3 separate regions of the Homo sapiens genome follow, and regions 1 and 3 are each linked to region 2. The links are chromatin contacts, found by Hi-C or POLR2A ChIA-PET in ENCODE. All regions are on one chromosome and are shown on one strand. The core of a region is the stretch at or near the end of the contact, and the rest is flanking DNA. Distances in the headings are between cores, read along the strand shown.

Region 1 (3,454 bases), core at 2-2,501, 250 kb before region 2:
CAGCATCATCTGGTAGTATGGCAGAAAAATCATAATGTTGGTCCAACCCAGGTATCTAGAGATCCCAAGTAATCCTTACACAAATTTAAATGTGAAAATCACTACCTACAGTTCTTTATTTGGGGGAGATCAAAGTGACTAGTTTAAGATAAAAATGGCACTAACTTTAAACTGCTCCCCCTGAGGTGTCAGTTCCTAAGACCAGTCCAAGGGCGGGACACTCCTGCCCCATAGGGCAGGGAGGAATAACCTGGGATCCATACGATACCCACCGGAGGAGCAATTAAATCCGGACAAAGAATTCTTAAGCCAAAAGCTCCACCACGACCCTTTCACAGCACAAAATTACAGAACAGGACCAAACCCAAGAAAGATGGTGGCCGTAGCCACCAGGCCGACACTCGTCACTGCCGGACATGCGTCGGCCAGGACCACGCGAGGAGGGGGCGCCGCAGTGCACCCTCCCTCGCCCCAGCATCCGGGCACTGGGGCGGGGCGCCAGAATCCAGAAGCTTCCAGAACAATCTCAGCTCTCGAGGAAGGGCGGAGGAAGGAGCCCATGAATCTTCCAGAACCTGCTCCCCTCCCCGCCCCTCCTCCACCGGGACTGCAAGAAAGATCTGGAAGGAGGGAGTATCGGGTGCTGGAGACCGAAAGCTCTCTTCCCACACCGTCAACCCTCCCTCACAGAAACAAAGCACCCAAGAAGGCTTTAACAACGCGTCCGATAAGAGAGGTGACAAAGCCAGTCCCACAAGGCCGTGCTGAGTCACCCGAGCGGGCACCCCCGCCACCCTGCGGTCCCCCTCCGACGCCCCGTAGCCGCGTCCGGAAGTGGAGGGGCAAAAATGGCAGCGTCCCGGGCCGCGCGGCCACCACGTGCAGCTGCCAGCCGCCCACTGCCCCAACCCCACAGCCCACCTCGCTACGGCCAGCAGGCGCCGAGAGAAAGCCCCACCCCCCAAACACACTAGAGAAAACCGAGGAGGACTCAAAAAACCTCACCCACCACTACCCTCACCCTATAAAAATCCAGAGCGTTATCCACAAGCCACCCCGACATCTAGACTAAGGCTCCCTAAAGGACAGAAAAAAACAAAAACAACACGAATACAGCACTAAAGGGAAAGAAGCCTAGCGGAGATCTCAGCCTTACCTTGAAAAGAAAAGGATTATACGTAATAGTGAGCAACGTAGGCTTGCTTTCCGATACCCAGACAGTCCCAACACTGCGCCGGAGTGACTCGAGAGAGCTACTGCGTGCCCCAAGTCGCCCTATATAAGGCGAAGCACAGTACAGCCGCCCTCCTGTAGATCCCTCCGCCTTAAAGGAGTATGATTGTCAACCCCGCACCTGCCGCCACCAGCCCACCTTGACGTCATGGTCCGAAAAAAAGAGGGGGCGGGGAAGAACCCAAGCAACGGATCCGCCCACACATTTGCTTGTGATCACAGCCCCATAGTTTCACGTCTAGGACATGACTCCATCAAGAGCGGGGATGAGGAGTGCTCATTTGGCATAAACGGTGTCTCTACGGGCGAGGAACCCACTGACCTCCCTAAACACTTGTGGGGCAGGCGTCCCCACACCCAAGGGCGGGACTGGGGGGGACACCGAAAAAGAGCGGAGGCAGCTAACCACGCGGACCACCGCTCCCAGACCCAATCTTCTTCCTAGCATCTGCCCTACACATCTCGCGTCCCGACAGAGGGACTGGCATTCGGGACCCAACCTTGGGTAGCCCCAGATCCCGACTCTCGCAGGAGTAGAGGAAGGGCGGAGGGTTCGCGCTGAGGGGCAGCTCAGCGTAGGGGGAGGGCGCCGGCCGGGGCTGGCGGGGACTCTTTGCCGACATGCGGCGGAAGGCGCGGCGGCGGCACTGCGGCATTTCCAGCAGTTTCCAGGCCTGTCTCGGCGGTCCCGCCCCCTCCCCGCGAGGCTCCGCCTCTCCGGCTGCGGCCGGGGCAGGGTTTTTGCAGCGACCCCACCCGGCGACCCGCTCTGACCTGTCCGAGAGACGCGGGTACCAGCCCAATCCTCAGGGATGGGATGGAGGGTTGGGGAGGGATCGGCTGACCCCTCCTTCCCCGCGTCAATCACACAACACCCAGGCACCTGGGGCGGCTCTGCGGGCGTACACTTTTGCAGACTGAGAGTGGAGTACCTGCGGGGGGGACCCCCCTCTAGCCCCTGCGGCCGCCACGTACACGGAGCACGGGGACATGCGCCCTCCCTACGCAGGCACGTCAAGCCCTTTCTCAAGCTGGTTCGCTTTTTTTCCGCCCACTTCGCTCCTGCAGCCATTTGGACCTGGGAAGGAGGGAGTCTCTGGGAACCAGTGCAGGGCAGCCGGAGCTCTTGGAGGCCGCGTGACGATGCCGGCCACAGAGCGGCTGGCCAAGTTGTTCCCCTTCAGCCTTGGCACCAGAGCCCCTAGGCCATGCCCCTGGCCAGTGAGCTGCCGTGTCTGGCCTGGCTCAGCCGTTTTGCCTGCCCTCCAGTTGGCAAGCTGTCCTTGCCTTTCCAAGGCCTCATCCGAAAGCCTGCTGGACCCACAACCCCTCCAGGAGAGAATAGCCACTCCCTGCTCTGTGCCCTGTAGATGTCCATCTGCTCCCCTTCCTGGCCCACCCCTGGGATGCTTGGGAAGAGTTTCCCCACAGCCACCCACATCGTCCTCCCTCACCAGCCCTGTTGTTACCCAGTCTACGATTCGTTAACAAGTTTTGTTCATGTGTTGAATACCAAAGAACAAAGGGTGTCCCTTGCTTTCCTCTTCTTTGTCCCTGTCCACTTCGCCATGCCTGCCATCACCATCCCGATTGGATATCCTTTCTCCCTTTCATTATGGTCTGCAAAAAGCCTATGGCTGGGAGAAGTCTATAAGAAGGGGCGTTGGGTGCTCTATTCCTGACCAAAACCGCAAACCAGTGGGAGCGTGATCCCTTAACGTGTCCTCTCCTTCTAAGCAGAGCTCATTAAAAATCTGCTCCCCAGTTCACAGAGAGCATTCACAAACTCTCACTCTCCTGTGAGCGGATGAAAGTCAGTGTGCACATTCTGTCAACAGGGAAGTGGCTTCAGTGACTCCCAAGGCCCGTCTACTCAGAGTCCTTGCTGCACTAGCTCCCTTTCTGCTCCAGAAATGGAGCAGGGATGTGATCTCACCCCTAGGACCTAAATCCAAAGCAGGAATCACTCCTGTGGATGGGCTTCCCCTGAGCTGGATCCTTTCTGTGTCAAGACTCGACGGCTTCCTGAAGACTTTCTAAATGGGAAAATCTCAAATGTTACACCAGCATAGAAATTCCACTTTCTCTGCTGGGCACAGTGGCTCATACCTGTAATCCCAGCACTTTGGAAGGCCGAGGTGGGTGGATCACCCGAGGTCAGTAGTTCACAACCAGCCTGGCCAACATGGTGAAAAACCTCGTCTCTACTAAAAATTAGCTG
Region 2 (3,823 bases), core at 888-3,387:
CTGCACCCAGCCACGTGTCCTGCCCCTGGTGCGCAGGTGGACTGGAAAAGAGGAAGGCAAACGCAGTGGCTAGGCGGAGACCTCCCAAATCCCACGTCTCCCCGAGAATCCCCGACGGGCTACAGACCTAGGGCAGCCATAAGAAAAAACGTCAGCTACATCTCGAGGGAGTGGGGTGGAGTGCGGGCGCTTGCTCTAGTCGAGCCCTGACATCGATTCTGCGGGGGCGGGGAGGAGTCGGCGCGGGGCTGGGGCTGGGAGGGGAGTTTATTTATTAGCCAGATTAGCCAGCATTAATGGGGGAGCGGTGGCGGCCGGCGGCAGCAGGGACATAGCTGGCATAGCTGGCATAGCGGCGGGGCCTCCTGCGGCGCGGGGCTCCGCGGCTTCAAAGGGGCTTAAAGAGGCCCTTGGTGGCACTGCCACGGCCCCGCGGGGGAGGGCGTGGGCGCGGGCGGCGGGGGAGAAGGCGGCCATTGTGCACCGAGGGATTAGGGCTCTGGCCTGGAAGGAATTTTAAACTGCCGCGAGCCGGAGCCCCAGGACTCTCCTCCTGCCCCACCCCTGCCCTCCGGAGCACGCTGAGGTGTTTACCTGCTTTCCTATGTCTGGGGTGGAGGGGGTGTCCTCTCTCCTCCCTCAAACTGGAGGCACCTAGGGTTACCAGATCTGGCAAATAAAAACACAAGACTTCCAGTTAAACTGGATACTTTAAATAGTGTAAGTCTGTCCCAAATATTGTATGGGACAGACTTATGCTAAAATATTATTCGTTGTTTATCTGATATTCAATTTAATTGGACGTCTTGTATTTTTTTTCCTGGCAGCCCTTGAGGCATTGAAATCTCTAATCCATGTCTGGAAACAGATTGATGGTTCCCGAAAGTCCAGTGGGTATGCCTCATTTGAGAGATCCCTAAGGGCAGGGTCGTGTCTCTCCCCTTACACTGGGAGTTTCCTGAAGCCCAGATACTGAGTTTCACCCTAAAGAAGGCAGCTCTGAGAGCACTATATGTGTCCCCCGTCAGACTGGGAGCTTCCTGAGGACAGGGGCTAAATTTCACCCATGAGAGTAACGCTTCAAGGTCAGTGTCTGTGACCTGTGACACTGGGGTTTCCTGAGGCATGGTCTGTCCGCTTCCTAGAGGGCAAGTCTCTCTCCTCCCTCACGTCTCACTCTCCCACCCCCACCCCACCCCAGGCTGCTGGAGGCTCCTCCTCCATTAGTGTTGCTTCCTGCCCATAGGGGGTGCTAGGGGCCCAGCGGACTGGCCTACGGATGGATGGGACCTGTTTATTGGGACTCGGGGCTTCAGTCCTTCGGGGTTGATGCACTTGAGAATAATGAGGGTGGGGTCCCCAACCTGTGAGGCTTGCTGAGGCAGTTGAGGGCCAGGTCTACTGGGGCCAGAGGCGGTGGCCAGCATGTGGGAGAAGCTCTGGGTGCTGGGTACCCACTGTTTCTTCCAGGAAGGGACAGTGTGGCCCTTGGTACAGAACATCCTGCCCACCTCCTCTCATAACCATTGAAGCCAAGCCCCAGTCCTCCACCAGCCTCTCCAGACCCCACTGCCTAACCTTTGCTTGTGCTGTTCTTTCTGCCAGAAACACTCTGTCTTCCTGCTTTGAGGACAGCTGAAGTCTTGCCACTTCTTCTGGATGCTCTGACCATCAGTAAGGTGGGCTGCTTGTGCCTGGGGGTCTTCTGGTGAAAAGAGCCCTCCATCTACTCCCTCCTTCCTCAACAACTTTGGCCACAGGGGCCAAAGAGGGGGCCAAGGTGGGGGAGGGGAGAGACAGGAACATTGGGGGAGCATAGGCAGAAGGGGAGTAAGAATAGGAACCTCCTTCCCCCCAACCCATCCCCCTGAAGCCCCTTCACAAGTCCCTTCATCCCCTCAGGGCCTCTGAACTCTTTCTCCTTGAAGCTGAGGGAAGCCCTGGAGAAGCGCTTTCCCACGGTCACAGCCTCAACAAACCCCTGCCCCCTTCTCCTTTGACTGCAGCCACCTCAGTCTCACCCTCCGCAGAATGCAGGCCCACTCCGTTGCTGAAGGGCCTCCTCCTTGGGCCAGGGCGCCTGCTTCTGCCAGTGGCATCATCACCCCACTCCTCAGCCGCCAGTCATCAGGTTGGCAATTAGCTACTTCCTCTCAGCTGCATGAGGCCACCAAACGTCACAGCCCCTCCCCTGGCCTGCCGCGGCGGGAGTGCTGGGGGCTGCCCCTACCCTTTGTAGTCAGTGCCAAGTCCTGGCTCAGTCCCCCTTCCCTACAACCTACTGAGTGCTAGGGTAATGAGCCTCCCATCTAGGGAGCTGAAAGCCTCGCTGCCTTCTCCCCGCTTCAAACCTCCTCCCCCATGTCACCCTATCCCATTGGGTGAGGACACTCCCGCTGCCTGGGTGGGGTGATGCCTGCTCAAGGGCACTAGCAGCCTGGGTGGGGCTTAAGACTCAGGTGTCTCTGTCCCCAGTCACAGGCGGTTTTCACCAGCCCCTTACCTGGGGCCCAGGAGTCTGAACTGAAGATGGTGGCAGTTATTTGGGAAGGGGAGAGAAATGGGGACTCATTCTACAGACCCCCAAACATGCAGGGGGCAGGCCCTTCATGAACACCCACATGGGCTCATTTGCCTGTGTCTAGGCACACACACGGTTACAATCTAGGCAATGTATGCTCCACTGCACTGTACCCACATGTGCCCCAGGTGGGCAAGTAAGCCCACTTGCCCAGATACCTCTCATGCCCACACATCCCTCCTCCAGGTGTGTGCATGCAAACTCACTGACATACAGTACTCAAAAAGGCAGTGAGCTTGCTGCCACACCAAAAACAAAACCGGGACCCTACAGAGGAATCTAGAAGCATGGGAGGGAAGGAGAGACCACCCCAACACTCGCTACCCCACAGACCAGGGAATCTTCCTGGGGAAGGATGGGAGGAAGTCTGCACTTCAGGGATATGTGTGGGGTACGCAGGTGGGCCGTGGTGGAAGCAGTTGTGTTGGAGTCTGGGTTGGGGGTGGAGGATGTGGATTTCCAGAGAGAATTGAAAAATTCCAACACATATAAACAAAGGCATGTGATCTTAGGCAGATCACTTAACTTCTTGGGGGCCCCAGTGACTGCATCTGTAAAATGGGAATAATGAGAACACCATTTAAACTTGGTTGTCAAATTTATTTTATTTTTATTTATTTATTTATTTTTAGAGACACGGTCTGACTTTGTTACCCCGGCTGGAGTGCAGTGGTGCAATCATGGCTCACTGCAGCCTTAACCTCCTGGGCTCAAGTGATCCTCTCGCCAAGGCTAGGATAAGTAGCTAGGACTACAGATGCGCCCCATCACGCCCAGCTAATTTTACAACTTCTGTAGAGATGGAGTGTTGCTGGGTTGCCCAGGCTGGTCTTGAATTCCTGGGCTCAAGCGATCCTCCTGTGTCCGGAATTGGTGGGTTCTTGGTCTCACTGACTTCAAGAATGAAGCCGCGGACCCTCGCGGTGAGTGTTACAGTTCTTAAAGACAGCGTGTCCAGAGTTTGTTCCTTCTGATGTTCAGATGTGTTCAGAGTTTCTTCCTTCTGGTGGGTTCGTGGTCTCGCTGGCTTAGGGGTGAAGCTGCAGACCTTCGCGGTGAGTGTTACAGTTCTTAGGGCGGCGCGTCTGGAGTTGTCTGTTCCTCCCGGTGGGCTCGTAGTCTCGCTGGCTTCAGGAGTGAAGCTGCAGACCTTCGCGGTGAGTGTTACAGCTCATAAAGGCAGCGTGGACCTACAGAGTGAGCAGTAGCAAGATTTATTGCAAAGAGCAAAAGAACAAAGCT
Region 3 (3,973 bases), core at 1-2,500, 220 kb before region 2:
GATACCAGCTCAGAGCATCTGGTGTCCCTCCAACTATGCCTTGGCCTGCTGAGGTGGGCCCCTGAAAGTAGCCACCAAATTGAGTACCTCCCTGCCTCCAGACTCCCAACACCTCTCCTGCAATTCTCCACTCCCAGGATTTCATATGGGGCTAGCCACTACCTGCAGATCTCTTGTCTTTTCTTCACAACCACCCATAAGCTAGTACTAGCACTGAATAGATGGGGCCAGCTGAGGTTCAGAGGGGTTGAGTCACTTGCCTGAAGTCACAGAGCTGGTGAGTGGAGGAGCTAGAATCCATATTAAATGTTCAAGCTCCTTTTGGAATGGAGAGAGGTATAAAAGCTGCTTCTCAGTTAGCCCTGTAGACTGGGAGGTGGGGGGAACTCTGATTCAACTAAAGGGAAAAATGAGGTGGAGACCAAGATCATTCCCAGCCTGACTTGAGTGTCAGGCAGCTCAGCCCCGCCCCATCACACACATCCTGGCATGGGGAGCTTACACAAGCAGGAGGAAAGTTGGAGGGTCTGGAGGCCACCGAGAGGAGTAGGCAAAGGGACTACCACAGGGCTGCAGAGAGACCCCTAGAGGTGTGAGGGCAGGGTTGGAGCCAGCCTTGACCTACGACTGCTCTCTCCTGGTAAGCAAAGCCGAGGACTGTTTGTCTTCACCCTCTCATATACCCTCACAGTAAATCAGTAAATGAAGACGTGCGCAGGAAGGAGACGCCAGGGATACGAGTTTAGCCAGTAAAAGACCGGGGTTAAAGAGACAGCCCCGCACCTCCGCTCGCGAGCCTGCACCTCCGCTCGCGAGCCTCCATCCCCATCCCCATCCCCATACCCCTCCGCCAGCGCAGTCAGCGGCACGGCCCCTCCCTGATACCGACCAGATCGATGGGGATCACCCGTCCACTCGCCTGCCCCTTGCGGAGGTCAACGTGACCGCAGCCTGTTTTAGGCCCGGGAGCCAGGCCGCCCCGCCCAGCTTGGGTCCCGGTCCCCGCAGGGTCCTCAGGCTCCCTGGCCCGTGCGCGCCACGTGCTGCGCGGCTCCGCACGCTCCGCACTGGGGCCCCACCCGGCGTCCCTTCTCCGGGCTGCGGAGCCGTCAGGCCCGCCCTCCCTGCCCTCCGTGGCAGGCGGGCAGCGGCGTCTTCCGCCCCGGCAGTCCCCAGTCCCCAGTCCCCGGCCCCGGGCAGCACCTGCCGCAGAAGCACTGCTCCCGCGCTGAGATCCGCGCGCTCTCGCTGCAGCTTCCCTCTCCCGCCGGGGCACATTCAAACCCGCCCTCCGCTGAGCTCGCCCCGCCCTGCGCCCACTGCCACCTCCCCGACGCCCGCGGCCCCGCCCCCGGCCCACCCCTGCCACCCCGCGGCGACTCCGCGCGCTCCGCCGCTCCCACCCCGAGCCCCTGCGCCCCCAGGGCCGCCTGGTCGTGTTATTGCGGTAGATAGGACCTCTTTGGGCCCTGCCACACCAAGGCTGTCTGTCCATCGTGTGGGGTACATGGGGCTGGAGGGTACAGCCACACATTAAGGACCTGCGCAGACTCCCATAAAATTCATCTCGGGACTGTTCCATTTACACACCCGCTGCTCAGACCGGCCCCGACGCTCCACGGCCCACTCCACCTCAGATATTCCGTTATCCCTTCCCAAGCCCTGCCCACGCCGCGCTTCCTCCACACTGCACCTTTTTCCTCCCAGCGCCCTCCCTTTCAGCGCCCCCTTCTTTCTTTCAGTCCCCCTCCTCTTCTTTTCCTTCAAAACTGCTTCTGTCCCCACCGCGCATTTTCTGTGACCAGCATGATGGGTTTTCCCATCCCTGACACATCCAGTCCCAGCCACAGACGCGCAAACACCACCCCACTCACAACTTTGACTTGGAGGGGGTATGTGCCTCTGCCTGTGCTTGCGTGTGCGCGCGGAGGGGGGTGGGGCAAAGCCCTCCAGCTCCCTCATAATTCACCCTTTCTAAATCCAGCACTTTGGAAAACTGAGGCACAGGTGGGAATGGGAAGAGAAAAAGCTAGGAACAGCCTTATATCCTCAGTGAATCCTATTGTCCCAGCCATCCTGACAGGCGGAAGCCTTGCTGAGTATGTCTTTCACTAGCTAAGGAGGAAGGTGTGGGCGTGCTGAGGGGTGGTCCAGCAAGTCCCTCCAAGGGAGGGGGAGGGAGGCCCTCTCTTTGGTCGGGCAATAAATGGGGTGGGGTGGGGGGCACTCCCTGCCCTTCCAGCAGTACTCAGTGCTAGAGGATGATCCTAAGGCTGGAAAGGTCCTGAGGAGAAAATCCAACCCACGCTGCCCACCCCATGCCCACTGACCCGAAGGGCTTGTCCCCTAGAGAAGCCACAGACACTGATTAACAACTGGCAGTACCTCACATCATAGGGATAAGGTAGTCCTACCCTGTCCCCAGAGAAACAGACAGGGCCCTAAGGAGAGAGGTGGCTTTTCTAATTAGGGTCAGTGGCTCTCCCCAAGCTACTCCAGAATGGGTGTCCCCAGCCTTCTGTTTCCATGCCCCACAGAGATGACACACATATTCCTTCCCAACCCTCCCCCACCCCACCCCCATCCCCCACATCCCCGCCAGCCCTAACCAGAGGGCAGGAAGATGGGTTTAGGTGGTATTTTTCCAGGCACAGCCCCATGACTTGAGAGTGGCTTCATGTCTGTCCACAACCCCCTAATTCCTGCCCTCATGTTTGTCCAGTCTCTCTCTCTTCCTCTCCTAGCCCTCCTCTGCCCTCTGCCTTGGCCCCCTTCCTCGCTCCCCACCCTCCTTTCCTGGTCTCTGGGTCTGTGGGGGTGGCAGGGCTAGTGGTCAGAAGATCTGCCAGGCATGGCAAGGCTGGTGGCCAGTGGCTGCAGTTGTGTACAGAGGGGGCTGGAGGTGGAAGAAAACTGGAGGGAAGTGGTGAGGGTCTCAGGCCAGACTGGGAAAGGCTGGTTCCTCTCCCCACCCAAACTGGGGCCCTGCCAGCTCGGTGGATGGCAACAGCCAGGGCTGTTATTGTTGGAGAGAAGTCCGTCTGGCATCCATCCTGCTGGGCCCCTAGCCAACACCCACACCCCTCTGTAGCCACCTCCCAAGCAGAGGTTGCTGGGTGCCAGGGCCCCCTGCTGGACAGCCTGGGAGCCCCAACTTACACAGGCCTTGCCTGGAGTTTTTCTAGCCAGGCCTTGCCAGCTCTCTTCAGTCTCTGCCTGGTCTTCTGGCTTCTCTCCCTCCCTGAGCTCCCTCAGGTCCCTGTCGAAGGGGTGGGGTGGGAAGGGTTGGTCCTGCTGCACCTCTACTCTACACCTTATTCACCACCCTATATGGGACCGTGGCTTGGCCCAGACTCCCTCCCCAACTTGGCAGGCCCCATGCATGCCTCACCACCTCACACACAGTCCTCTCTCTCCCCAGGCATGTGTCCTCTCAGCTGTCACCAACAAGTCATGTGTGTTTGCTGGAAGTGTGTTTGCTTGGCCTGGGGGTTGGTAACCAGCACATGTCTCATGACTGTCTGTGTTCTCAGTTGTGTTTGTGACTGTATCTCCATGGCCTTGTGACAGGGCTGGGACTAGGGAGAGGCCAGTGAGGCACTTGCCAGGGGTGTAAAATGTAAGGGGGAGCCAAAAAACTCATGAATCAAGATAAATTTTAGGCCAGGAGTGGTGGCTCATGCCTGAAATCTCAGCACTTTTGGAGGCCGAGGTGGGAGGATCACTTGAGCCCAGGAATTCAAGACTAGCCTGGGCAACACAGTGAGACCCCATCTCTACAAAAAAAATTAAAATAAATTAGCCAGGCATGGTGGCTCGAGCCTGTGGTTCCAGGTACTCCAGAGGCTGAGGCCGGAGGTTCACTAGAGCCCGGGAGGACAAGGCTTCAGTGAGCCATCATCCTGCCATTGCACTCCAGCCTGGGCAACAGAGCAAGACCTTGTCTGAAAACACAAACAAACAAACAAAGATA

Evidence for each region. A loop is a pair of places that touch in the nucleus more often than their neighbours do. ChIA-PET counts read pairs that join two places held with the same protein, here RNA polymerase II (POLR2A). Pooled maps may share reads with other maps.
Region 1: a loop to region 2 is called in a pooled map, with 4 times the contacts of the local background. The contact joins the promoter of HSP90AB1 here to the promoter of LINC03040 in region 2. A Hi-C loop is called at or near these places in 1 of 37 single-sample maps with no recorded cell type and 3 of 50 pooled maps. POLR2A ChIA-PET finds 5 or more read pairs at or near these places in 2 of 52 experiments (K562 and PC-9).
Region 3: a pooled map shows a loop between it and region 2 (4-fold over the local background). The contact joins the promoter of SLC29A1 here to the promoter of LINC03040 in region 2. A Hi-C loop is called at or near these places in 1 of 168 maps with a recorded cell type or tissue (gastrocnemius medialis), 1 of 37 single-sample maps with no recorded cell type and 6 of 50 pooled maps. POLR2A ChIA-PET finds 5 or more read pairs at or near these places in 2 of 52 experiments (GM12878 and PC-9).

Annotation. Positions count from the first base shown.
Region 1 is chr6:44,244,898-44,248,351 of GRCh38, reverse strand. HSP90AB1 (heat shock protein 90 alpha family class B member 1) reads right to left here and starts at 1,251. Exons shown (of 12, transcript NM_007355.4): 1 at 1,157-1,251. RefSeq lists enhancers at 152-201, 686-1,440, 2,195-2,949 and a silencer at 1,752-1,991.
Region 2 is chr6:43,998,899-44,002,721 of GRCh38, reverse strand. LINC03040 (long intergenic non-protein coding RNA 3040) reads right to left here and starts at 2,137. Exons shown (of 3, transcript NR_160956.1): 1 at 2,022-2,137; 2 at 595-669; 3 at 1-41. SCIRT (stem cell inhibitory RNA transcript) reads left to right here. Exons shown (of 5, transcript NR_125864.1): 2 at 1,606-1,679; 3 at 2,007-2,131; 4 at 3,214-3,504. LOC124901321 (a long non-coding RNA gene) reads right to left here. Exons shown (of 2, transcript XR_007059591.1): 2 at 3,168-3,771. RefSeq lists an enhancer at 1,881-2,030.
Region 3 is chr6:44,220,872-44,224,844 of GRCh38, reverse strand. It overlaps SLC29A1 (solute carrier family 29 member 1 (Augustine blood group)), which reads right to left and starts at 1,250. Exons shown (of 13, transcript NM_001372327.1): 1 at 1,204-1,250. RefSeq lists enhancers at 171-320, 563-1,421 and a silencer at 1,011-1,410.